Linked DNA regions of Homo sapiens: all the other regions are linked to region 3. Evidence: chromatin contacts called from ENCODE Hi-C or POLR2A ChIA-PET data. All regions are on one chromosome and are shown on one strand. Each heading gives the region's core, a stretch centred on a gene start or an enhancer-like site at or near the end of the contact. The rest is flanking DNA. Distances are from core to core; before and after follow the strand shown.

The links. A loop is a pair of places that touch in the nucleus more often than their neighbours do. ChIA-PET counts read pairs that join two places held with the same protein, here RNA polymerase II (POLR2A). Pooled maps may share reads with other maps.
Region 1: a loop to region 3 is called in a pooled map, with 8 times the contacts of the local background. The contact joins the promoter of RAB40B here to the promoter of LRRC45 in region 3. A Hi-C loop is called at or near these places in 5 of 50 pooled maps.
Region 2: a map with no recorded cell type shows a loop between it and region 3 (24-fold over the local background). The contact joins the promoter of WDR45B here to the promoter of LRRC45 in region 3. A Hi-C loop is called at or near these places in 1 of 37 single-sample maps with no recorded cell type and 7 of 50 pooled maps.
Region 4: a map with no recorded cell type shows a loop between it and region 3 (18-fold over the local background). The contact joins the promoter of FN3KRP here to the promoter of LRRC45 in region 3. A Hi-C loop is called at or near these places in 1 of 37 single-sample maps with no recorded cell type and 5 of 50 pooled maps. POLR2A ChIA-PET finds 5 or more read pairs at or near these places in 2 of 52 experiments (PC-9 and RWPE1).
Region 5: a loop to region 3 is called in a map of HCT116, with 12 times the contacts of the local background. The contact joins the promoter of TBCD here to the promoter of LRRC45 in region 3. A Hi-C loop is called at or near these places in 3 of 168 maps with a recorded cell type or tissue (HCT116, chondrocyte and naive thymus-derived CD4-positive, alpha-beta T cell), 1 of 37 single-sample maps with no recorded cell type and 8 of 50 pooled maps.

The regions. Positions count from the first base shown.
Region 1 is chr17:82,695,845-82,701,134 of GRCh38, forward strand. It overlaps RAB40B (RAB40B, member RAS oncogene family), which reads right to left and starts at 2,854. Exons shown (of 6, transcript NM_006822.3): 1 at 2,611-2,854. The coding sequence starts at 2,752. RefSeq lists silencers at 2,583-3,012, 3,033-3,422.
Region 2 is chr17:82,645,322-82,650,297 of GRCh38, forward strand. It overlaps WDR45B (WD repeat domain 45B), which reads right to left and starts at 3,123. Exons shown (of 10, transcript NM_019613.4): 1 at 2,953-3,123. The coding sequence starts at 3,019. RefSeq lists silencers at 2,576-2,625, 2,636-2,685, 3,286-3,355 and enhancers at 2,768-3,267, 3,646-3,715.
Region 3 is chr17:82,019,984-82,024,983 of GRCh38, forward strand. LRRC45 (leucine rich repeat containing 45) reads left to right here and starts at 3,322. Exons shown (of 17, transcript NM_144999.4): 1 at 3,322-3,880; 2 at 4,295-4,356; 3 at 4,710-4,780. The coding sequence starts at 3,661. CENPX (centromere protein X) reads right to left here and starts at 2,895. Exons shown (of 5, transcript NM_001271006.2): 1 at 2,843-2,895. The coding sequence starts at 2,878. RefSeq lists enhancers at 1,150-1,822, 3,372-4,295 and a silencer at 2,586-3,635.
Region 4 is chr17:82,714,012-82,719,318 of GRCh38, forward strand. FN3KRP (fructosamine 3 kinase related protein) reads left to right here and starts at 2,695. Exons shown (of 6, transcript NM_024619.4): 1 at 2,695-2,885; 2 at 4,895-5,046. The coding sequence starts at 2,745. It overlaps LOC101929552 (a long non-coding RNA gene), which reads right to left and starts at 2,242. Exons shown (of 2, transcript NR_136400.1): 1 at 1,556-2,242; 2 at 1-105. RefSeq lists silencers at 2,512-2,751, 2,772-2,851, 2,932-3,021.
Region 5 is chr17:82,750,771-82,755,430 of GRCh38, forward strand. It overlaps TBCD (tubulin folding cofactor D), which reads left to right and starts at 1,295. Exons shown (of 39, transcript NM_005993.5): 1 at 1,295-1,607. The coding sequence starts at 1,424. FN3K (fructosamine 3 kinase) reads left to right here. Exons shown (of 6, transcript NM_022158.4): 6 at 1-426. RefSeq lists silencers at 487-846, 1,537-1,856 and an enhancer at 4,203-4,497.

The DNA.
Region 1 (5,290 bases), core at 1,604-4,103, 680 kb after region 3:
GCAGCTCAGGCCAAGTAGACAATAAAGCTCTTGATGGGATTTTTTTTTTAAGACAGAATTTCGCTCTTGTTGCCCAGGCTGGAGTACAATGGTGCGATCTCTGCAACCTCCGCCTCCCGGGTTCAAGCAATTCTCCTGCCTCAGCCTCCCGAGTAGCTGGGATTACAGACATGTGACACCATGCTCGGCTAATTTTTGTATTTATAGTAGAGACAGGGTTTCTCCATGTTGATCAGGCTGGTCTCGAACCCCTGACCTCAGGTGATCCGCCCGCCTTGGCCTCCCAAAGCCGGGATTACAGGTGTGAGCCACCGCCCCCGGCCCGGTGGGAGGTGTATTTTTAGCCTAAATCCTCCCTCCGTGTCAAGGGAAAGCCTTTATTACAAAGCATTGGACCATTGTTTTGGTTCGTCCTCAGTTCGGCATGTAGCAACCAAAAGTCACGCAGCAGAAGCATCCCCGAGCCTCCATTCAAACCAACCAGAAGGAAGTTTCACAAACATTCTGTGCGTGACCCTTCTCACACACGCCCCACGGCACTCACCTTCAATCAAACTCAACACTGTCAACCGTCTGCTCCCCCAAAACACGCACAGCTCTTAAAGCGCCATATTCGTCTGGGCGTACACGTTGTTGGGTGCTTTATTCCTGTAGCTCTGGTAGGGTTCATCCCTCACTGAGCCCAGACCCCGAGGGCACAGTGCAGACAAAGCCCTGTCCTCCAGGCGCTCAATCTCCAGCCCTGTCCTCCAGGCGCTCAATCTCCAGCCCTGTCCTCCAGGCGCTCAATCTCCAGCCCTGTCCTCCAGGCGCTCAATCTCCAGCCCTGTCCTCCAGGCGCTCAATCTCCAGCCCTGTCCTCCAGGCGCTCAATCTCCAGCCCTGTCCTCCAGGCGCTCAATCTCCAGCCCTGTCCTCCAGGCGCTCAATCTCCAGCCCTGTCCTCCAGGCGCTCAATCTCCAGGGCAGCGCTGGCCCTCGGACTTTGCCACAGCGACATCCGAACTATCTAGAAATGTGACGAATGGAAGCTTTTTGTTTTCTTTCCTTCTAATTACACTTCCACAGCCACACGTGGCTCATGGCATCCTACTGGACACCACGGTCCTAGAGACCTGCCACCGAGCGGGGAGGGGGGTAGGACATGCGGGGGCAGCGGCGCCTGGGGACAGGTAGAGACGCAGGCTCCCCTCCTGCCCCACGGAGCACACTCTGCACCCACCAGCTGCCAGAGACTCCCCCGCATGCTGCAGTTTCAGGAGGCCTCTGGGTGCTGGTCGTGAGCCCAAGCCCATCTCAGCTGCTCCCCCAAACTCTGCCCATTCCTCACCCCGTCCCCTAAGCTGAGGTGTGGCCGGGCACCTGAGTCCCACCCCACGCTCCACAGTCTCAGGCCACCCCCTCCAGCCGTGCCACACTCCCTTGGTGCTCACGCCGCCTGCCTGGAGCTGCCCTTAGGGGACAGCCTGCACCCTCTACCGAGCAGCCTCAGATCCCGCTTCCTCCCACCCTCTCCCGCTAAGTTCGTCTCTGGCAGGACCCTGGACCTGGGGCTTCCCAGACCCTTCCCAGGCCCCAGAGCTGACAGGTCCTTCCCACCAAGACTCCATCTCCACGCCCGGCTGCCCTCCTCCGCCCAGGACTCAGAGCGGGTCTCTGTTGGAAGCGTGGGTTCAGCCCCGAGGCGCGGCAGGAAGGTGGGCACAGGCTGGGCTCCTTCCACAGCCTCAGGGTCGGCCTCGTCCAAGCTGTTCCAGGGATGCGCGTGGGTGAAGGCCCCGCCTGCTCCTCACTCCCAGCCGAGGTGTTCGCCTCTGCGCGTTCCCCCTTCTCCTGGGTTCCTGCCCCCGCCTTTCTTTCCCCGGAGCCGTCCACCCCCTCGCCGGGCGCCGGCTTTCAAGCCTCAAACTTGGGGGATCCCCGGGCTGCCTGCCTGGGAGCTCTGGGCGCTCCGGCCTCCCCTCGCCCTGGAACCCGCTCTCCGGCCGCTGTCGTGGGGGGTCCCCTCTTCCGCACGCGAGTCACCTGTGCTCCTTCCTCTCCCCCGGACACGCGGGACCCCTGGCCTCGGGACCGGACCCTGGTCTCCCCTCCCCTCCGACCCACGCGCAGACCCAGCACCTGGGCGCCTGCTCGCCGCGCTCCGCCCCAGGAGCCCCGGAGCTCGCGTCCCCTCCCGCCCCTCCTGCCCCGCGGCCGAACGCGCACTTGCGGACTCGAGCCCCCGCCCCGGGTCCCCACAGCAGCGGCCCCAGGTCGGGAGGAGCCCAGCGCCCGGCCCAGCCGCGGGCTCCCGCTGCGCGCAGACTGCGGAGAAGGATGGAGACTGCGCCGCGGGGCCTCGAGTGGAACTGGGGGTGCAACAGGGACGCCGCAGCACGAGGGCCAGGGCCGGGCGGAGAAAGGCCCGCCCGCGAACCGCGCTCCTCCTCAGCCCCGCGCCCCCGGACCGGGACTCCTACCCTCCCCGGCCACGCGCCCCGGCCTCTTCCCGACCCCTGCCCGGTCTCGCGTCCCCGGACCCGGACCCCCACCCGCACCCCCTCCCCAGCCCCGCGCCCCTCCCCGGCCCCGCGCCCGCACCCCGGCACGCCCTCCGCCCGCGCTCACCCGCCGGGTGGCCGTACGGGGACTCGGCCGCGCCATCCTGCAGGCTCGCCAGGATCTCGCCCTTGCCCACGTCGCTGTCGCCCACCAGCAGGAACTTGAGCAGAAAGTCGTAGGCCCGGACCGGGCTGCCCAGGGCGCTCATCGTGACGGCCCGGCGCCCCCACCCATGCCCGGCCTGCGGGGCTGAGCGCAGAGGCGGCGGCCCGGCCCCGAGAGGCGCCGCGCGGGCCCCGAGTCCTTGCTCGCCTCCGGCCCCGCCCCGCCGCCCAGCGCTGACAGCGCGCATCCCCGCCCGGCCCCGCCATTGGTGGACCGCAGTTGCTAGGGCAGCTGCGCGCTTTCACTGGCTTGGTTGTCCGTCCATCTTACTCTCGTCACCGCCTCCGGGCTGTCGCCCACCCGCCCCTCCTGAAAGGTCGCTGTCACCACAGCCAATGGAGGCCCGGAGACGGGGCAGGGGCGGAGCCAGAACAAGCAGGAGGCGGGGACTCTGCTCCCGCAGCCAATGGCGGGGCGGGGTGGGGGCGATCAGGGGGTGGGGCCGGGTGTTTACACTCTCGCGTGCGCCCGTGAGCGCCACGAACTCGCTCCCACGGTCGTCGGGTCTGCACGCCCCGAGTCGGGAGGGGCGAGGGGCGGTGCAGGGTCCCAGCGTGGGGCCTCCCCACCTGCCCACCAGGGAGACCTCGGGTGCCTGGCCGGGTGGGGCTCGGGGTCGGTCCAGTTGGCGGACGCGGCCGGAAGGCCCCCGCAGGCCGCCTCGCCGGAGGAGTCCCTGTCGCCGTAGAATCCAGGCTCGCGGTCTCTCCCCACGGTTCATCCAGGGCCTCGTCGTTGCCCCATTTACGCGGCGTGCCTGAATGCCTGTGTGTGCACATGCGCCTGTGTACGTGTGCATGTGTTCGTGTGTGTGCATGTCTGCGTGTGCATGTGTGCCTCTGCAGATATCTGCACATGTATGTGTCTGCGTGTGCATGTGTCCCTCTGCAGGTGTCTGCACATCTATGTGTCTGCGTGTGCATGTGTCCCTCTGCAGGTGTCTGCACATGTATGTGCGTGTGCATGTGTCCCTCTGCAGATGTCTGCACATCTGTGTGTCTGCGTGTGCATGTGTGCCTCTGCAGGTGTCTGCACATGTATGTGCGTGTGCATGTGTGCCTTTGCAGGCATCTTTGCATGTGTGTGTCTGCGTGTGCTGCTTCTATGCATGCGCTCCTATGTGTGCGTGCGCTTGTTTGTGCATCCATGCATGTGTTTGCGTGCGTGCTGGAGGAGAGCATTGGGTGGGACCCTCCAGCCTTTTGGCTTCTCCTCTGCTCTAGAGAGCAAGGGTTGCCAGGCCGAGGTCTGCCCTTCGCTCTGAGGGTCTCACCAGGTGCACATTGGTTTATTTGGTGCAGAATTCAGGCAGCAGGCAAAGGGCGAGCTCCGTCCAAGAAGAAGGATAATGCCCCCACTACTTCATCCCCTCCACCCTGCGTTGTGTAGGGAACTGCTCTAGACCCCATTAGAAGTTTTTTGTGGGGGAGGAACAGAAGAGGGAGCGGAAGAAGAATTACAAAAGAGACTGAAGTCAAGATTATTATATTTGTCATTTGCATTCATTTGGACCTAGAAAATGTTTACTTTGGAATGCCAATTTAGTTTGCAACACCTGTTATTCATTGGTTGATTAGTTGCTTTAGTTACTAATGCAGCCACATTTTTTTTTTTTTGAGACAGAGTCTTGCTCTGTTGCCCAGGCTGGAGTGCAGTGATGTAATCTTGGCTCACTGCAACTTCCACCTCCTGGATTCAAGCCTCCCAAGTAGCTAGGATTACAGGCATGTGCCACCACACCCAGCTAATTTTTGCATTTTTAGTAGAGATGGGATTTTGCCATGTTGGCCAGGCTGGTCTTTGACTCCTGACCTCAAGTGATCGACCTCGGCCTCCCAAAATGCTGGGATTGCAGCACTGTTTTTTTTTAGAAGGAAGGTCAGAGGAAGAAAAGAGGATGGAAGGTGGACGCTAGAAAACTATGAGAAAGATGGCATTTAGTCCCCAGCCCCACCACTCTGCCAAAAAGAATTCAGGGGAGTTTCCTTCCCATCCCTAACCCTCAGTCTCCATGTTCCAATCAGCTGTGGGTCACATGGCTATTACCTAGTGAGGAAAGGGTACCTTCTTTTGCTCGCTCCCCACCTACACATCCAGACTCACTGTACAATAGGGGTCAGGAGGCCCCCAGCCCACCCTCGGGGTCACACCCAGCAGTCCAGCAGTGTTCACGGTGGGGCATGGAGAGGGGTGGCCAGACCACTTCCTACAGAGGACAGGTGATGGGGGAGCCCTTGTCTGCTCTTCTCCTGCCCCACAGAAGGTCCTCACCACCTCCTAGTTGTCACCTCCAAGCTGGCCTTGGCTGAGCTGGAACATGGCCACTCCCACCTGGAGGGCCAGGTAAAATAACCACGTCAGAAGAGGGCTGTGTTCAGATATGGTGTCCATCTTCTTGCCCCAAACATTGCTTTCACCAAACAGAGGTGTTTATTTCTACAGCCAAAGCAGGTTTCCTCCCACCAGGGCCCCCAGTTTCCTGAGGGACAGTCCTGTGGTGGGATACCTCTTCCTCCTCCCCAGTTTCAGTACATGTGTAAAGTCCAGGCAGAGGGTGGAGGTGTCTGGACAGCACTAGCCT
Region 2 (4,976 bases), core at 1,873-4,372, 630 kb after region 3:
TAAAAATAGAAATACCCAAACCACCTCCTAGAAATCCACAAGAAAAAGGCAAAATCCTCAATAGAAAAATGGGCAAAAGACTTAGACATGTCACAAGAGGATATCCAAGTGGTCAAGAAACACAAAATCAGGAAAATGCAAATAAACAACAGAGAGATGTACACAGCCACCAAAATGACCAAAAATAAGAGAAAACATCAAATGTGAGCTGGGTGTAGAGCCATGGGAACTCTTAGACCTGCTAGTTGAGGGCAAAGTGGTACAACCACTTTGGAAAACTATTTGTACTATCTACTATACTCTCAATTCTACTCCTAGGTATATAGAAGTACATGCCTGTGGAAATGTGAACATATGGTCACTGAGAGACATCTTCTAGATTAATCATTACTCTTATTACTCATATTATGCTTATGGTAGCCAAAAACTGGAACGTACCCAAATGCCCAACCATGGTAGACTGGATATATGAATTGTTGTATGTCTGCACAAAAGAACATTGTACATCAAGAATGATCTGGCCGGGCACGGTGGCTCACACCTGTAATCCCAGCATTTTGGGCAGCCGAGGTGGGTGGATCACAGGGTCAGGAGATCAAGACCATCCTGGCTAACACGGTGAAACCCCATCTCTATTCAAAATACAAAAATTAGCCGGGAGCGGTGGCGGGCACCTGTAATCCCAACTACTCGGGAGCCTGAGGCAGGAGAATCGCTTGAACCCAGGAGGCAGAGGTTGCAGTGAGCTGAGATCACGCCACAGCACTCCAGCCTGGGCAAGAGCAAGATCCGTCTCGGAAAAAGAAAAAAAAAAAGATCTACAACTATACTCAACAATACGGAAAAAAAAAATCACAAACATGATGTTGAGTAAGAAACCTAGAAACAGCCTGGCGCCGTGGCTCACGCCTGTAACCCCAGCACTTTGAGAGGCCGAGGTGGGCGGATCACCTGAGGTCAGGAGTTCAAGACCAGACTCAACACGGAGAAACCCAGTCTCTACTAAAAATACAAAATTAGCCAGGCATGGTGGTGCATGCCTGTAATCTCAGCTACTCGGGAGGCTGAGACAGGAGAATTGCTTGAACCTGAGAGGCGGAGTTTGCAGTGAGCCTAGAACGCGCCATTGCACTCCAGCCTGGGCAACAAGAGCGAAAACTCCGTCTCAAAAAAAAAAAAAAAAAAAAAAAACCCAAAACAAAAAAACAGCTAGAAACAAAAATAAGTACAAAAATAAAGTACAGAAGTAGGCAAAACTAATCTATGATGTCACAAGTCAGGTAGGGAGCATTTATTGGAATCAAGCGTGGCCAGGTATATTCAATTTCTTAATTGTTAGTGACAGGTGTGTAGTTTGGAAAATTCATCACCTGAACACTTATGATATATCCACCCTTCTACAGGTATAGCACACTTCACTAAAAAGAAGGCATTACAAACACCAGATGGTTGGAAACCACCCTCTGAGAAGGCTAGGCATCTCCCTTACCATCTCAGCAAAACTTTCTTCCGGAGAAACCCCAGCACACAACCCTGGGGAAGCTGGCAGCGCCCAGGAAGCCTGACTGGTCCCAGGGCATCAGGCATCAAAATCACTGAGAGGGAGTTCTTTCAAATATGTGTAATCCGGCCGGGCGCAGTGGCTCACGCCTGTAATCCCAGCACTTTGGGAGGCCGAGGCGGGTGGATCACCTGAGGTCAGATTGAGACCAGCCTGGCCAACATGGTGAAACCCCGTCTCTACTAAAAATACAAAAAGTAGCCGGGCGTGGAGGCAGGCGCCTGTAATCCCAGCTACTCAGGAGCCTGAGGCAGGAGAATGGCGTGAACCCGGGAGGAGGAGGTTGCAGTGAGTCGAGATCGCACCAGGCTGGGCGACAGAATGAGACTCCGTCTCAAAATGAAATAAATAAATAAATAAAATTGTCTTCACATATACGGGATCATACAGCACCTGCCTGGATTCTCTTCAAAAACAAAACTTCCAAAGCCAACATGTAAAGCCTCGCAGAAGCCTGTCTCGGAATAACGGACATTCCTTTTCCTCCCCATCAGGACCTTTGGGAAGCGCGCCCTTCAAATGGGAGGTGAGGAGGCAACCATCCGAATCCAGGTCCCGCCCGCCTCCCGCGGGAATCCGACCGCGCCGCCCCGGCCGCATCCCCCGCAGCTCCGAAGCACCTGCGGGGAAGGAGGTCACCTTCCCTGGGCGCTTTAAATCATCCAGTGCTTACACCTGGATTCCGACATGGGAAAAGAAGTAAGATTTCCCTCAAAGGCCTCCCTTAAGTCCTTTGACTCCACCAAACACGAAGAAAAATCCCGGGGAGTGGGGGTGGGGAGAGTGACATTTTCCGATGGAAACCGACGGGAAAGGTGAGACCTGCACCCCACCCGCGCCACTCGCCACCAGAGGCGTCGGAGACGCCGGCTCCGCGGCTCCAGTAAACCCAAGCGAAGTCAGCTCAGCCACGGGCTACCTACTAAAGACCCTGAAAGGAACAGGGGGCAAAACGGGGTTCTGGGCAGGGCGTCAATCACGCTGTGGGGAAAATCCCGATAACCGTGGAGCCCGCAGGGAGCCAGGGAACCCGAGTGGGCGTGGCGCGCGGGGAGGGGCGTCCGCGCAGGAGGCTGGGGTTCTGTGCCGTCTCCCACCGACCTCGACCTCGGCCCGGGACGGCCGGCTGGGAGCGGTCACAACCCGGGGGGTGGGGGAGCGCGAAAGGCCAGGAAGGTGGGAGCCGGTTCGGGCCTGGTCCGGACCCCGGCTCGGGCTGGGAGCAGCGGCGAGGGCCGGGGCCGGGGGCTTCGGAGGGGAGCTCGGGCGGGGCCGGGGTCCCGGGTGGAAGGCCTGGCCGGAAAGGGGCGCCCAGGAGAGGCCTGAGAGCCGGGGACCCCGGGCTGCGGGAAGGCCCGGCCGGGCAAGGCGACAGGGCCGCGCCTCCTCACCGTGGTCCTGGTTGAAGCCGGCGTAGAGCAGCCCGTTGCCGTGAGGGTTACACGGCAGGAGGTTCATGGCGCCGCCGTGCTGGGTCGCCGCTCCTCAGCGCTGCATGCCTCTCGCTGGGGACGGCGGCCTGGTCCCTTCGGGCCGGCGCTGAGGCCGCCGCGGCCGGAAGTGCCGGACGTACGTGCGTGCGTGCTGGATGTGCGTGTGTGCTGGACGTGCGTGCGTGCGTGCTGGACGTCCGTGCGCGCGCCCGCGCCCCACCAGGGAGCCTATGGAGCGCCGAGCGCATCTAACCGAAGCGAGGCGAGACGAGGCGAGGCAGGGCGGGGAGGGGCGGGGCGGGGCGAGGCGAGGCGAGGCGAGGAAAGGCGGGGAGAGGCAGGGCGGGCGGGGCGGGATGAGGCGGGGAGAGGCAGGGCGGGCGGGGCGGGATGAGGCGGGGAGAGGCGGAGCGAGGCGGGGCGGGGAGGAGGGGGCGGGGCGGGGCGGGGCGAGGCGAGGAAAGGCGGGGAGAGGCAGGGCGGGCGGGGCGGGGCGGAGGCGGGGAGGGGCGGAGCGAGGCGGGGCGGGGAGGAGGGGGAGGGGCGGGGCGGGGAGGGGCCAGGCGGGAGCGCAGAGCACGTTCGCGGGAGGGTCTGGCCTTGTCATGCGCGGGGTCGCCGCGGGAAGGAGGATGGCCCGTTGAGGGCTTGGCACGGATACCTGACGGTCGGAGGAAGGGGGGAGAGCCGGTAAAGGAGGCTGACCCAAAACTGAGGCCCGGTGCATCATCCCTCATGAGAGGCAAGCCCAGAAGCGCCACAATACTAGGGTCCCCCTTCAGGAGACAGAGACCCCCAGGACACAGAGGGCCCCCAAGTCACTCAGCCCCCCCAGGACACGCAGCTCCTGCAGGACGCAGAGGGTGCCCAAGACACACAGTCCCCAGGACAGAGACCCCCCAGGACACAGAGGACCCCCAAGACACGCAGTCTCCAGGACACAGAGGTCCCCCCAGGACACACAGTGCCCCCAGGACACAGAGGTCCCCCAGGACACAGCACTCCCAGGACACACAGCCCCCCCGGGACACAGAAACCCCCCCAGGACACAGCCCCCCTAAGACACACAGCCTCCCCCAGTACACAGAGTCCTTTCCAGGGCACATATTCCCCCAGAAGACACAGAGGTCCCCCTAAGACACACAGCCCCCCCAGGACACACAGACCGCCAGGTCACAGAGACCTTCCCAGGACACAGGGACCTTCCCAGGACACATAGCCCCCCAGAGGACACACAGCCCCCCCACGACACAGCCCATAGAGGACACAACCCCTTAGTACCCCACCTAAAGGACAGGTGGCCCTCACACAGCACAGCCCCCGCAGGACTCCGGGACCCTCAGGTCACATTGCTCACAGGGCACAGTTCTCAACTCTTAGGGTCAGGCTGCTGGGGGCATCCTGGTCACAGAGCTTTGTCCCTGGGCTTGGCTCATGCAGTGGATGGCTGTGGAGGCCTGAGTGCTGGCCCTCGTGTCTCTTGCCCAGGGAGTCCTCTCCACTCCCCCTCCTCACTTTCCTGTCCCCTCCTAGGCTCTCCCTGTTCCCTGCAGCACACCTGATCTCCTAGGAGGTCCTGACACTGTCCCCTCGCAGCCACCTGCCTCCACCCCGTCTGTCATCCTCATCCCACCCTCGCCACTTGCCTGAGCTGGTGCTGACCTCTTAGCCATGGGGAGGAAGGAGCTGGACTGTAAGCTGAGATCACTGGCCCACTCGGGCCAGGCGGTCTCCGCATCGTGGGCATTGAACACCTCGATTCCCATACGAGAGGGGCTCCTCCCTGAGAGCGACCAGAAGCCTTCCGATGGCGGAGCGAGTTGGGCCGCCCCGGCTGTGACTAGGGCTCGGGGGCCCAGGTCCAAATCACAGAGCTGGGGCGAGACCTAAGTGCGGTCCAGGGGCTCAGCACCCTCTTCCCTGAAGGGCACTGGGTTCTCCTCTGTGCACACGTACCGGTACCTGCTGTGAGAAGTGTCACG
Region 3 (5,000 bases), core at 2,072-4,571:
GACAGTGGCTGTGACTTCTGGCTGGAGACGCCCTCTGTGCCTGAGCCTCTCCCAGGGCAGGGGACAAGGGCCAGCCTAGTGCTTCGGGTGGCAGAAGCTGAAGCAGATGCGTGGGCAGCTCCACTAGGGGGCGCCAGGGCCCTGCACAGGGTCTGGGCTGGGAGCCTCCCTACGGCGTGAGTGGTCGCAGACACGGGAGCAGGCCCCGCTGCTGGGGCTCCAGGGAGAGAGTGGAGAAAGGCCTCGTCGAGTCCGGCCTAATCTTGCACTCCCATCCCCGGCAGAGGGCCATGGCTCTGCTCTCCTTGTGGGGAGGCAGGGAAGGCAGAGCCCGGGTTGGGTCTGGAGGCTGGAGGTGGCTGCTCTGCAGGTGGGCTGGCCTGAGGGAGTGCCACCAGTAGGGCCTTCCTTGTGCCAACTCTGTTCTGGGTGCTGGGTCAGCTCCGCCCGTCTTGCCCTGGTGCTCATGATCCTGCAGGAGGTGCTGGTGTCCTGGGAGCGCAGAGCGGGGCTGCGCCAGCGTGGTCCACAGGCTGGAGTGAGGGGTGGGCCAGACGCTGAGGGCCCAGGGCATGATGAGCTCTCCGTGTCTCCATGGCAGGAAACTGGGAGTCCTCTCTAGGTTTTTGTGGAAAGCAGCACTGGCGTTGGAAAGGACCACTCTGGCTGCCATGCCCGGGGTGGGGGGAAGGGAGGGGGCTGCAGAGCCAGGGCCTTTCTGCCTTTCTGATGGATGGAGGACGGGGACAAGGGAGGAGTCTACGCCAAGACCCCAAAAGGACGGCACTGCTCTGAGGAGATGGGGGGCCGTGGGCAAGTGCATTTTGGAGCTAGGACACAGGAGATCAGTTTGGGATGCGTTGTGTGTGAACACAGGAGTGGTGGGTGGCAGCTGCAGTGGTGGCGGCCGAGACTCAGGAGGGCAGCCCTGGGTGGCTGGTGGAGCCATGAGACTCAGTGAGGTGGCCCAGGCCAGGCACCGGCCCACAGCCGCCGGGAAAGGAGCCAGCACGGAGAGTCCAGGACTGGGGGTGGGGGCAGTGGGCACCCAGGAGCCCAGAAACAGGCCACTAAAAGGGCAGGTGGGTGAACTACCAGCCAGGCCACCAGCATCGGCCACAGGGAGGTCACAGCACCTCACCCAGAGCAGTCCAGCAGGTGACAAGCAGAGCATGGACGGGTGAAGCCCTAAGATGCAGATGGTGAAGAATGTTCCCCAGCAGCGGGCAGCAGGGTCCAGCATCCCGGCTTGTCCAGCATCCCGGCTCGTCCTGAGCCCTTGCTGTTCCCTAGCCAGGGTCCCAGTCACCACCCGCATGAGCCCAGTGCCACCTGCTGGTCCTTCCAGCTGCTTACTGCCAGCAGTACCAGAAAGGCACCAGAAAAGGTAGAGAAGGCACTATCTCCCCACCTGCTCCGGGACCCCCAACACTGCTGCCCCAGGCCTTGGAAGGAAGACCACGCCAGAGAGTGGCGGATGCCAGGTCTGCCTCGACAATCCATGGGGCTTCCCCGTACATCGGCAGTGGCCTCGGAAGGCAGGCCCAGCACTGGGGCGGTTGTGGAGGGTGCCTAGGACACAGCCAGCTTTGCCCCATGACGTGGGCGCCACGCCAGGGCTACGGGCCCCCCACTCCCCGTCATTCTCACGCTCATTCTCTGCAATGACCACAACTCCAGCTCTGGCCAGAGCCCCTGGGCCTCTAGTTGTCAGGTGGGCTTGATAGAACACATGACCTCCTGGGGTGTGTACCCAGTGCCCCGTCTCCGGCAGTGGCCTTTTGGCTACTTTAACCTGGTGTTCTCACAACCACCCAGTGAGGTGGCCCAAGCCTCAGTGACTTTCTCTTTCTGAATTCCGGCAAGAATCTTCAACTCCACCACCAGAGTTCCCCACACCGACACCCCCCGCCCCCCACGCCTGCTGCCTTGGGTGATAAAGAAGGGCCTGATTCAGGAGAAACAGAATTCTCCCTGCTTCTACAGGGCTGAAGTCCTCCCTCCAGGATGGGTTCACAAGGGCCTGAGACCCTCCCTTCCCAGGCCACAGAGGCCCACGAGGCCCTGCTGACATCGAGGAAGCTCGGTGCCCCAACCTTCAGGTAGAGCAGTAGAAAGGTTCAGAAACCACTCTGCCTGCACCGATGGGGTCCTCTGCACATGGCACCCCCAGAGAGCTCCACTTCCAGGAACAGGGAAGAGCAGGGCACGCCCTCCAGCCTGGGCGGATCCTGGCTCAGACGGCCTAGGTCTGACCCTAGCCCTGCTGAGTCACTTAACGCCCCCGTGCCTCAGTTTCTCCACTGGCAGGTGGGGTTAATCCCTGTCAAGTGTGTGTAACGTGGAGCACCGAAGAAACCACGCGTTCCTAGCCCAGTGCTGGCGCCCACCGGGGAGCAAACAAAAGGGAAACCACTGTGCCTGGCGGCTGGGGTAGGTCCTGCCGGCTCCTCGGGCTGGACGATCTCACTGTCCCCGTCCTGGGGCCTCATCTCCCCTTAACAAAAGACCCCAGGCTCAGGGCGCAGGGCGGCGGCCCAGCTCCTCCTCTCTCTTCGCCGGCTTGGACTCCGCCGTGACGGCGCCCACCCCTGCCTGTTTCTGCAGACCCTCTCCACCTTCCCGCAGCCCCGGCTGCTCCACGCCCCCTCCTACCAGCTGCGAGACACCAGCCCACGAGGGCGCGGGGCGCGCGGCCCGGCCGGAGATGGAGTCTGAGAACGGGCCCAACCTCAAAGGCACAGGGGGCGGCGCGGGGGCTGGCGTCTGGCCCTCACAGTGTCACGCGTGAGGTCGGGACGGAGCGTCCGCGCCTGCCTAGCCCCTGCCCTCCGGCCCTCACCTTCCGGAAGCCGGATCCAGCTCCTGCTCCCTCCATGACCGCAGCCTCAACGCGCGCCCACCGGAACCCCGCCCCGCGCCTCCAGCCAATGAGACCGGAGCGCGCCCCCGGAGCCCCGCCCCGCGCCCCTAGCCAATGAGTCCGAAGCGCCTGCTCTCGGAGCCCCGCCCCCACGTCTCAGCCAATGAGCCCGGAGCGCGCCCTCCAGCAGCCCCTCCCTCACGTCCCGCAGCCAATGAACTTGGAACGCGCCCTCCCGGGGCACCACCCTCACGACCCTCAGCCAATGAGCCCGGAGCATGCCCTCCCGGGGCCCCACCCTCATGCCCCTAGCCAATGAACCTGGAGCGCGCTGCCCCCTCTCAGCTTGCGGCCCGAAAGGCGCGCCAGTTCCTTTGTTCTCATTGGCCCGCACCAAGCGCTGCCTGCGCAGAGCCTGCTAGGAGTTGTAGTTCCCGCGGCCTCTCCCGGCGCGCCTTGTTCTTCCTGGATACTGAGGCCCCGACGCGGCTGTCGCGAGGGCGGGGGTCGGGGCTGCAGGCGGGGCAGGGCTGGGTGGGGGCGCGCGACGCACCTGCCTGCTTCCTGCACGGGTGGTCCCCAAGCACTGCGGGGCCCCAGCCCAAAGCGGACCTTGACTACCGCCCAGCCCCGCGCTCCCAGGACCTCCCGCCCGCGGAGCCCACTCGGATTGCTCTCCGCCCGGGTCGGCGGAGGCCCCGTCTCCTGTACCCGGCGCTGGGACTGCTCCGCACCGCGCGGCTCCCTTTCAGCAGCTGCGGGAGCATGCGGAGGAGGCCCTGCCGGCCCCGCGGGTCATGGAGGAGTTCCGGCGCTCCTACAGCCGCCTGTGCAGGGAGAGTGGGGCCGAGCCCCAGGAGGCTGTCCTGCAGCAGCTGCACCAGCTTCCCAGGGGCCGGCTGGACCTGGCCACGCAAAGCCTGACGGTGGAGACCTGCAGGGCCCTGGGCAAGCTGCTGCCGAGGGAGACGCTGTGCACGGAGCTGGTCCTGAGTGACTGCATGCTCAGCGAGGAAGGTGGGCAGGCGCGGCGGGGTGGATCCCTCTGCTCCTTAGCTGCCCACACCATTGCCTCGGCAGCCCGAGGTCGCTTCCTCTCCAGGCTCTCCAATTTCTGTGCCGTAGTTAAAGCGAGCAGGGGCGCCCCTTCCTGCACCTGGGAGTAGAGGGCAGTTCCTCTGTATGACGGGGGAGAGGCCTTAACATTCGCGGTCTTACCTGGTTCCCCGCGTGCAGAGCCGGCTTGGTGCCTGGCAGGGGCTGCAGGTGTTTCAAACATGACTTCGCAGCGAGACTCTTGGCCAGCGCCAACCCAGACCATCGGGACAGTTGTCCCTTCCTGGGTCTAGGGAGCTGCCCTGAAAAGGGGCCCACGGGGAGGGCCTTGGGGTCAGCAGGGGCAGAGAGTGACCGCCGGCCCCCCTTACACAGGGGCCACACTGCTGCTCCGAGGCCTGTGTGCCAACACCGTGCTGCGCTTTCTGGACTTAAAGGTGAGATACCTGCACTCTTGAGTGTCCGAGTGTGCCACCCAAGGGCAAGAGGAGAGGTGGAAGATGCCAGGTCTCGGGGGCCTGGGGTCTGGGCAGGTGGCTGGAAGCTGTCTGTGAGTCCCCAGGCCGCTCTCTGATGGCCTCCTGTGTGTGACCATCTCCAGAGCAAGAGTTCACATTGGCAAACAAGCCGGCCCTTGGAAGCCCCCTGAAGACAGGGAGCCCAGGAGCTGAGGAAGGCTGCAGGGTGCACCCCAGGCTTGTCCCCTGGCTGACCAAGGCCCTTGGGGCATGGGCGGGAATTCAGAGCCAGTCAGGGCACGCGAGTGACTACCGGCCTGTTTCTCTCCTAGGGCAACAACCTTCGGGCTGCAGGGGCCGAGGCTCTGGGAAAACTCCTCCAACAGAACAAGTCCATTCAGAGGTGGGTGGTGGTCCCGACCCCAGGCCCTGTCTCTGTGTGGTTGAGGATTGGCCCCGAGCACATGCTTCTGCAGCCCAAGAGTTCCCCATTGCCAGGTGCCCATGTTTCACATACGTTGGCAGGGGTAGGCAGAGGCTCCGGCCCATCAGACCCCAAGCCCACACCCGTCCCCAAGCCCTGGACCCCACGGGCTAGGCAGTCCCCTAGGTGAACACTGGCT
Region 4 (5,307 bases), core at 1,445-3,944, 690 kb after region 3:
AGGAAATGGGACTCCGCGGAAATGATGGCCTTGAGAGAGCCCTCATGTGTTCTTTGTGCAGTCGGCAATTCCATGTAGACAGGAAAAATGGACTGAAAACTTAAACTGATATGATGAAGATAATATCATTCAATTGAAAATGAAAATGGAAAAAGTCATTTATAAACCATTTGAATGGACAAAAAAGAAAATTGGTTAGGAATTAAATTAGCTAGATGAAAGTCACTTTTTTTCTTTTTTGCTTTTTTTTTTGAGATGGAGTCTCACACTCTATTACCCAGGCTGGAGTGCAGTGGTGCGATCTCGGCTCACTGCAACCTCCGCCTCCCGGGTTCAAGCGATTCTCCCGCCTCAGCCTCCTGAGTAGCTGGGATTACAGGCGTGAGCCACAGTGCCTGGCCAAAAGTCACTCTTTTTTTTTTTTTTTTTTTTTTTGAGACGGAGTCTCGCTCTGTTGCCAGGCTGGAGTGCAATGGAGAGCAGTGGTGCGATCTCGGCTCACTGCAAGCTCCGCCTCCCGGGTTCACGCCATTCTCCTGCCTCAGCCTCCCGAGTAGCTGGGACTACAGGCGCCTGCCACCACGTGTGGCTAATTTTTTTGTGTGTGTGTGTTTTTAGTAGAAACAGGATTTCACCGAATAAGCCAAGACGGTCTCGATCTCCTGACCTTGTGACCCACCTGCCTCGGCCTCCCAAAGTGCTGGGATTTCAGGCGTGAGCCACCGCACCCGGCCCAAAAGTCACTCCTAAAAATGCTTTCTCGGCCGGGCACAGTGGCTCATGCCTGTAATCCCAGCACTTTGGGAGGCCAAGGCAGGCAGATCGCCTGAGGTCAGGAGTTTGAGACCAGCCTGGCCAACATGGCAAAACCCCATCTCCACAAAAACACAAAAATTAGCCAGTCATGGTGGTGTGCGCCTGTAATCCCAGCTACTCAGGAGGCTAAGGCAGGAGAATCGCTTGAACCTGGGAGGCAGAGGTTGCAGTGAGCTGAGATTGCACCACTGCACTCCCGCCTGGGCGACAGAGCAAGACTCCATCTCAAAAAAAAAAAAAAAAAAGTTTCTCAACAAAAACTTAACGGTGGCATAGTTCTGATGAAAATCTTCATGTTCATGGCATGGAGTTAAAATGTCCAAACGGTCAAGGCCACAGATTAAAACAGGGACATCCGCAGGCCCTGGCCCGAGGGGAGGAGCATACAGGGAGTGGTTCACCCACTCCACCGCCTTTGGAGCACCTTTTAATTCTCTCACTCTTCTCTAATGTGTTCCTTGATTTATCTATTACCATCTGCGGATTTTCATCTGTTCTTTTTTGCCTTTTTTTTTTTTGAGACGGAGTTTTGCTCTTGTCACCCAGGCTGGAGTGCAATGGCGGGATCTCAGCTCACTGCAACCTCCGCCTCCCGGGTTCAAGCGATTCTCCTGCCTCAGCCTCCCGAGTATCTGGGATTACAAGCGCCCGCCACCACGCCCCGCTAATCTTTTTTGCTTTTTAAAATTATGAAATGCGGTATACACACAGAAAAGTGCGTGAACACACACATATGTACCATTTAATAGATAGTTATAAAATGATCCGCCCGCCTCAGCCTCCCAAAGTGCTGGGATTACAGGCGTGAGCCACCGCTTCCGGCCTCAGGAGAGGATTCGTGTTTGCTTCTCCCAACGTCCAGGGAAGCGACATTTCCTATTTGCTTTAGACTAAAATCTATACTTGAATTTTTTGTTTACTGTAGGTAATATTAACTAGGGTTGCAGTCCGTGGAGGGCCGACTATGCGAACGGTTTCTATGAACCATCCTTTGCTGAAGGCTGAAACCTCTTCGTCCCCTGGGAGAGTTCCTATTCAGGCCTTCTTGTAGTTAGTTCATCCTTGTGTTGACAGCTGTATTAGGGTTCTCCAGAGAGACGGATCCAGTAGGATATAGACGTAGATCCAGGACAGGAGATGGACTGGGGGAGCTGGCGTTTGCAATTACGGAGGCCGAGAAGTCTGTGAGCCGGAGACCCCGGGACTCGGGTAGCCGGGCTCAGCCCAGGTCGGAAGGCCTCAGAAGCGGGGAAGCGGATGGTGTGGCCCTCAGCACGACCCACCCCAAATCATGCCTTGCCAGGTTTCTGGGAATTCCTGGTCCAGCCCAGCTGGCACCTGACACTGGCCGTAACGGCAGGGCCACTGTTAGCTGTTAGCCTCAGGGCCCCAGGTTTAGGGGCGGTGTCTCCGTTGCACGTGCACCCCGAGCGCGCCCGCCACTCCCCACATCAGGAGCTCTGTTCCTCGGGTTCAGCAAACGCCCGGGCGAAAGCAATCTTAACATTCTGGGCTCCCGGCACCCAGACCTTGGGCTGATGCCCCTTGCTAGTGGGTCAGCTCTTTAGAAAATATATTCTAACTATTTCCATCAGCATTTCCACTTATTTTGTGCAGGAGAGTTGAACCCAAACCGTCTGGGTCGGGGTCGGTCAGGCCCCGCCCCCTGACGTCATCTCACCCCCACCCAATCCCCCGCGCCTACCTGCCTCCCGGCCCCTCCCCTTCCCGCCCCTCAATCCCAGCGCTCATCTCTGCGGCCACGCCCGCCCCTTCCCGCCACCCAATCCTAGCGCTTGTCTCTGCGGCCGGGCCCCGCCCCCACCCGCCCCCCGCCCAATCCTCGCGCGGACTCATGTTTGCCCGCTCGGCCGCCGTCTCTCGAGTCTCCGCCAGATCCGGGGCGGGTCCGCGGCCGCGGCGGGAACATGGAGGAGCTCCTGAGGCGCGAGCTGGGCTGCAGCTCTGTCAGGGCCACGGGCCACTCGGGGGGCGGGTGCATCAGCCAGGGCCGGAGCTACGACACGGATCAAGGACGAGTGTTCGTGAAAGTGAACCCCAAGGCGGAGGTCAGGCAGCGGGTCGGGCGGGCCGGGGGACCGGTTTCTTTCCGGAGAGGGTCGCGGGCCTCGGCGCGGGGCGCGGCCTGGGCTTCTCCCGCCGGAGGCCGTGGGTGGCTCTCCCGGGACTGCCGCCGCCGCCCCTTGCGGGGAACCCTTTGCGCGGGGCGAGCGGTGAACGGGGGCGGCGGAAGCGTCCGGGGCGTCCGGAGGAGTTTGCACCTGCGGGGAACTGTCCGGAGCAGGAACCGCGGCCGCCCCACACCTCCTGTTCTCCGTGAACTTTCTCTCGGGGGCGCTACGTGAAATGGGGCGGGACTGGCTGCTGCAGTCTTGCTCCCGGGGTTCCTGCCCTGCGGTGCTGGTTAAGTGGGGTCGTTCTAGCCGGGGAAGCTGCTTAAGTCCTCAGCTTAAGTGACTCTGGAGGTGTCCATCCCCCGTGAGCCTCGGTCAGTACGTTGTGAAACGGGGCGAAGGTGCTGCCCCCAGGCCAGCTGCTGCGCCTCACCACACCCTGGCATGCTCTGTCCTTCTGTTAGACTCATTCTCGGGCCGGGCGCGGTGGCTCACGCCTGTAATCCCAGCACTTTGGGAGACAGAGGTGGGTGGAGCGCGAAGTCAGGAGTTCGAGACCAGCCTGGCCAACAAGGTGAAACCCCCGTCTCTATTAAAAATACAAAAATTAGCTGGGCGTGGTGGCGGGCGCCTGTAATCCCAGCTACTCGGGAGGCTGAGGCAGAAGAATCGCTTGAACCCAGGAGGCAGAGGTTGCAGTGAGTCGAGATCGCGCCACTGCACTCCAGCCTGCTGGGTGACTGAATGAGACTCCGTCTCAAAAAAAAAAGAGTGTTCCTAGCAGCGGTGACATGGCAGCTGTGGTGGGGCTCTGAGGCTGAGGAGGTGGGGACTCTGAAGAACTGAAAGAAGGATGAAGACAGCTGGAAGTCAGGAGCACGAGGAGAGTGTGTGTGTCTATGTGTATGTTGTGTGTGTGTACGTTGTATGTGTGTATGTTTGTAATGTTTGTATGTTGTGTGTATGTATTGTGTGTCTGTGTGTGTGTAAGGGTGGAGCCCCAGGTGAGGATGGGAGAGTGGGCAGGGCAGTGGTGTGTGTCTCAGGAGAAAAAGAAAGGCCGCTGGCCCTGACCTGTTCTGCGGGGATCACTGCTGTGTATGTTGTGTGTGTGTGTCTGTGTGTTGTGTGTGTATGGTGTGTCTGTAAGTCGTATGTTGTGTGTGTTGTGTGTCTGTATGTGTTGTGTGTGTGTTGTGTGTCTGTATATGTTGTGTGTGTGTGTTATGTGTCTGTGTGTGTAAGGGTGGAGCCCCAGATGAGGATGGGAGAGCAGGCAGGGCAGTGGTGTGTGTAGCAGGAGGAAAGGAAAGGCCGCTGGCTCTGACTTCTACTCTAGGGATCACTGCTGTGTGGTGAGCCAGGGGGACCCAAGGGAGGAGTTGCTGTGGTCCCGGGGAGTTGGATGGAAACGGCATCTCAAGATGAGGTGGTTTCCAGTGCTGGGCAGGAGGTGGCATGGAACTTGGTGGTCTCTTCAGGTGAAAAGTGACCCCAGGTCACTGGCATAGGCAGCCAGGGTGCCGCCTGCACCTGAGAGGTCGGGTGAGTCTGTGTCCTGTAGGTGGAACAGGACTGCAGTTGAGGTGTCGTCTGAGGACACTGACAGGTAACCCATGTTCACAGTCCCACTGTTGCCGGATCTTAGTGGAATATTAGTGCCTTCGATTTTCCTCTCTCCAGAGAACCTCCCAATTCAACCACAGCACACAAGTGTAGTCCAACACTGGAAAGCTCAAGCCCTCTTCTTCCAGTACAGCCTCTGAACCTGTAGCCTACCCTGTTGGCAAGTGTGTTTGAAAACACTGTCCATGTGTATGGAATCCTCAGTCAGGATAGTCTTGGTTTGAAGTTGTAATGCTAGAGGAAAACATATCTACAGAACCTTCCGGAAGTAACCTTGCCTCCCTGTATTTCCACTTCCTCTCGTATTTTTCTGACAGGCCAGAAGAATGTTTGAAGGTGAGATGGCAAGTTTAACTGCCATCCTGAAAACAAACACGGTGAAAGTGCCCAAGCCCATCAAGGTTCTGGATGCCCCAGGCGGCGGGAGCGTGCTGGTGATGGAGCACATGGACATGAGGCATCTGAGCAGGTGCATCTTCACACCACCCCCCACCTGGCTTTATTACCTGAGCAGGTGTGTCTTCACACCTTGTTTTATTATGTGTGTCTTCACACCACCCACTGGCTGGCTTTATTATCTGAGCAGGTGTGTGTTCACACCACCCCCCAGCTGGCTTCATGCCCCGCCCCGGCTGGCTTTGTTATCTGAGCATCTGAGCAGGTGCACCCTCACACCAGCCCCCAGCTGGCTTTCTTTTCCACCAAGTGGTTCTCTGATGACTGAAGCTTG
Region 5 (4,660 bases), core at 45-2,544, 730 kb after region 3:
CTTCCCCTGTCCCCGTCCCCGTCTCCGTCTCCCCGTCCCTGTCCCCCCGTCCCCCGTCCCTGTGCCCCCGTCCCTGTCCCCCTGTTCCCGTCTCCCCGTCCCTCCGTCTCCATCCCCCCGTCCCCCCATCCTCCTGTCCCCGTCCCCCCGTCCCCGTCCCTCCATCCCTGTCCCCCGTCCCCCTGTCCCCCTGTCCACATACCAATCCCCCTGTCCCCGACCCCCCATCCCCGTCCCCCATCTCCGTCCCCGTCCCCCCTGCCCCGTCCCCGTCTCCGTTCCCCCGTCCCCATCCTCCATCCCCGTCTCCCATCGCCGTCCCCCCGTCCCCGTCCCCCGTCCCCGTCCCCCCTGTCCCTGTCCCCCTTCCCCCGACCCCTCCCAGATCCTGGGGACCAATAAAGCCCGCAGCGGGTCTCGGCTGGCGTCCTGCGCCTCGTTCCTCCGCTCGTGGGGCTGCTTTCAGGGCCAGACGCACGGCGAGCTGTGCACGGACGTTTTTGCGGCGATTCAGGGGAAACGCACGCGGACCCGGTAGCCAAGGCCAAAGTCGGCGCAGCGCCCACCGCGGCCTCCGGGCCCCGCTCCCGCTCCCGCTCTGGGGCGCGCCACCACTCGGCGCGGGGCCCGTGTGATCCGCGCGGGTCCCAGCGTGGCGCGAATAAGTGTCAGGGCGGTTGGCTCTGAGGGGTGGGTCCCGGGGCTCGCCTCGCGCCCCCGACTGCGTGCTCAGGCCCCGCCCCTCCCCGTCCACGCATGCTGAGGCTCCGCCCCGCTCCGCGGTCCCCCGGTCCCACCCGCCCCCGCCCCGCCCCCGCCCCGCCCCCCGGCGTGTTGTGGCTCCGCCCCGCTGTCTCCGGCCCCACCGCAAGCCCTGCCCCTCCCACCCACGCGTGCCCGGGCCCCGCCCCCGTTGCGCGCAGCCCCGCCCCCTATCGCGTGCTCAAGCCCCGCCCTGGCGGCCCCCGGCCCCATCCCGAAGCCCCGCCCCCCCGCACACCGCCTGCTCAGGCTCCGCCCCGCTGTCCTCCGGCGGCGGCCTCACCCCGCAGCCCGGCCCACCGCGTCTCAGGCCCCACCTCCTGTCCTGCCCCGCCCACCGCGTGCTCAGGCCCCGCTGAGCGGTCCCGGCTCCGCTCGCGCCCTGTGGGGTCCACGGCGCGCTCTTCCAGAGCCTTTGGGACCCGTGCCCGCTCGCGTCCTCAAGTGCACGCGCCGTCCCGCGCGCGGTATTTTGGCGGCCGACGCGTTCCGTAGCGAGGCCGGCGAGTGGGGTCGGAGGTCGCGGGGCGGGGCCAGCGTCGGTTGCCGCCTTAGCGGGCGCCTCCTTTTCATCCCTCATCCTTCATCCCTGGCTTTCGCGCTCTAGCGGAGTGGGATCTGCGAACACGTGAGGCGGGGGCGCGGTCCCCAGGCTGCCGAGATGGCCCTGAGCGACGAACCGGCCGCGGGCGGCCCCGAGGAGGAGGCGGAGGACGAGACACTGGCCTTTGGCGCGGCGCTGGAAGCGTTCGGCGAGAGCGCGGAGACCCGGGCGCTGCTGGGCCGCCTGCGGGAGGTGCACGGCGGCGGCGCGGAGCGCGAGGTGGCCCTGGAGCGGTTCCGCGGTGCGTGGGCGGCGCCGCGTGCCCGCTTCCTCCCCCGGCCCGGGTTCGGCGCGCTGAGTGCACTTTACCGGGCGGGGACCGCAGCCCGGCGGCGCCGGCCGCTCTGCGAGGGCTGCCGGTGCGCGGTCCCGCGGGCCGTGGTGGGGCGCGGCCTTCCTAGGCGGGAGAGGGCCACCCCGGCGCGGCGTTAGGTGCACGGGGCAGACGCGCGCCTCCCTTGGGGGGACCGTGGCCCGCGGAGCGCCTGCTCTCGCACGGGGTGAAGCCTCTGCGGCCTCCCCGGGAGGCGGGGTGCAGAAGCCCTCCGTCCCCCGTCTCCGTCACTGGAGGAGGTCCCTGGGCTGGGGAGACTCGGGCCAGACCCCTCCGGACAGCTGGTCAGCCCTGCAGTGTGGACTCCCAGGCTTGCCTCCACCGAGCGCGGTTTCTGTGAATGTTGTGTGGACAGGGAGATAGGGAATGAGAGAGGGGGACGCAGGGAACAAACCTGCTGCAAACAAAGCGCGCCTCGGGTGGGGAGGGCAGCAGCCTGTCCGTTCCGTGGACGCCGTGGACAGAGCGGGCTGGCCGGGTCCGTGCCTCTGCAGGCGGGGTGGGGTGTAGGTACCCCTGTGGAGGCCATTCGATGAGTCTAAATTCTCCGAGTTCAGACCCACCTTTACCGCTGTCTATAATGGGTTATTTCCAAACAAGTCCTTAGGAGCTCATAGCTAAGTAGTTACATGGGGTTTTGTAATTCAGTAAAATCATCTTTGTAGACCCTTTGAGTAAGAAGAACTTTTGCATTATTTGGCCTTCCTCATTTTAGAATGACAGCGCTTTGATTTTAGGAGTCAGGCAGGGTGGGGGGCCTTGTGGGAGGAGTGCGGGTTCGGCGTCAGATCCTCCTGCCTGTGAATTCTGGCCCTGTCGCTTGGACCTGATACTTGATTGCCTGTTTCTTCGGGTGTAAGCTGGGGCGGATAACGATGCCTCTCGTGCAGAACTGTTCTGAGGGTGAGGGACCCTCATCCAGGGACCAGTGAAGCCAGATTTTTTGTTCCTGGTGTAACAGCCCAATGGCTTCTTCCTTTTTTTTTTTTTTTTTTTTTTGATACGAAGTCTTGCTCTGTTGCCCAGGCTGGAGTGCAGTGCAGTGGTGCGATCTTGGCTCACTGCAACCTCAACCTCTCAGGTTCAAGCTATTCTCCTGTCTTAGCCTCCCGAGTAGCTGGGGCTACAGGCGCGCGCCACCACGCCCGGCTAATTTTGTATTTTTAGTAGAGGGGGTTTCACCATGTTGGTCAGGCTGGTCTCAAACTCCTGACCTCAAGTGGTCGCCCGACTCAGCCTCCCAAAGTGTTGAGATTACAGGTGTGAGCCACTGCGCTCGGCCCCAGTGGGTTCTTTCTGCGGGCTGCCCAGATAGAGTTGATTTGTCAGGGCAGGGGAGTTGCCATGGAGAAGATTTAGTTCACGCAGAGCCGGTTGAAAGGGAGACTAGACTAGAGGTTTTTTTTTTTTTTTTTGAGGCGGAGTCTCACTTTGTCCCCCAGGGTGGAGTGCAGTGATGAGATCTCAGCTCACTGCAACCTCCACAACCTCCACCTCCCAGGTTCAAGTGATTCTCCTGCCTCAGCCTCCCGAGTAGCTGGGACTACAGGTGCGCGCCACCACGCCCACCTAATTTTTCGTATTATTAGTAGTGACGGGTTTCATCGTGTTAGCCAGGATGGTCTCGATCTCCTGACCTCGTGATCCACCCGCCTCAGCCTCCCAAAGTGAGCCACCACGCCCGGCTGGAGTTTTATTATTACTCAGATCAGTCTCCCTGAGAATTTGAGGGCCAGGGTTTTTTAGAGGTAATCTGGGGGAAAGGGTGGGGGTGGCTGATTGGTTAGGGGTATACAATCATAGGGGAGTCGGAAATGATCCTCCGTGATGTGCTGAATCGCGTCTGCGTGGGGCCCCAGGAGCAGTGGGCGGGTCCAGGTGGAGCTATCATGGGTCCGTGGATCCTAGTGTAGGTGTCAGACATGGAAACAATCTGAAAAGATATCTTTAAAGGCCAGTCTCAGGTTCTGCAATAGTGACATGGTCTGCAGGAGTAACTGGGGAACTCGCATGTCTTGTGATCTCAAGAATAATGGCTGGCAATTAGGTTACGCCTTAGCGGAATTCAGGCTCCTCTCCTCCTCCTAGCCTGGTGGCCTCTCATTAACTTTACAAAGGCAGTTGAGTTTTGGGGAAGGGCTCTTAGCATTTAAACTATAAATTAAATGTCTCCCAGAGGTAGCTTGGCAGCTTGAAGACTAAAGGCATGAGGGGGTTGCCTGGATCAGATCTGCCCCATTGCCATAATTTCCTCACAGATCACTTTTGCAAAGGCAGTTTTGCTGGGAAGCAGTGGGTGTGTTCAGATGTGGAGGTGGGAGCTGCCGGATTGGACAGAAGCAGTTTCAGCTGCTGAGAGGAGGAGAAAGCGGTGGTTCAGGGTCTGGGAGGTTGTGAAGAGCTGGCAGCTGTGTGGAAGGGAGCAGTGCCTGGATATGTCAACCAAAAAGTATCTGAGACGAGTCTCAATCAGTTTAGAAGGTTAAGGGTGTGCCCGTGAGGCAGCCTCAGGAGGTCACATGTCCCCAAGGAAGTCGGGCTACAGCTTAGTTTTACACGTTTTAGGGAGACGTGAGACATCAATCAATACCTGTAAGATGTACATTGGTCTCGTCAGGGAAGGCGGGACATCTTGGGTGGGAGGGCGTCCAGGGCATTGGTGGATTCAAATATTTCACGATTGGTGATTGGTTGAAAGAGTTTATCTGAAGACCTGGAATCCATAGAAGGGATTGTCTAGGTTAAGATAAATTGTGGAGACCAAGGTTTTTCTTATGCAGATGAAGGTTCCAGTTAGCTGGTTTCAGAGAGAATAGATTGTAAATGCTTTTCATCAGACTAAAAAGGTACCAGACTTAGTTAATTTTCTCTTGGATCAGGGAAAAGACCTAGAAAAGGAAGGGATTCTCTACAGAATGTAGCTTTTCCCAGCAAGAGACAACTTAGCAGAACCATTTCAA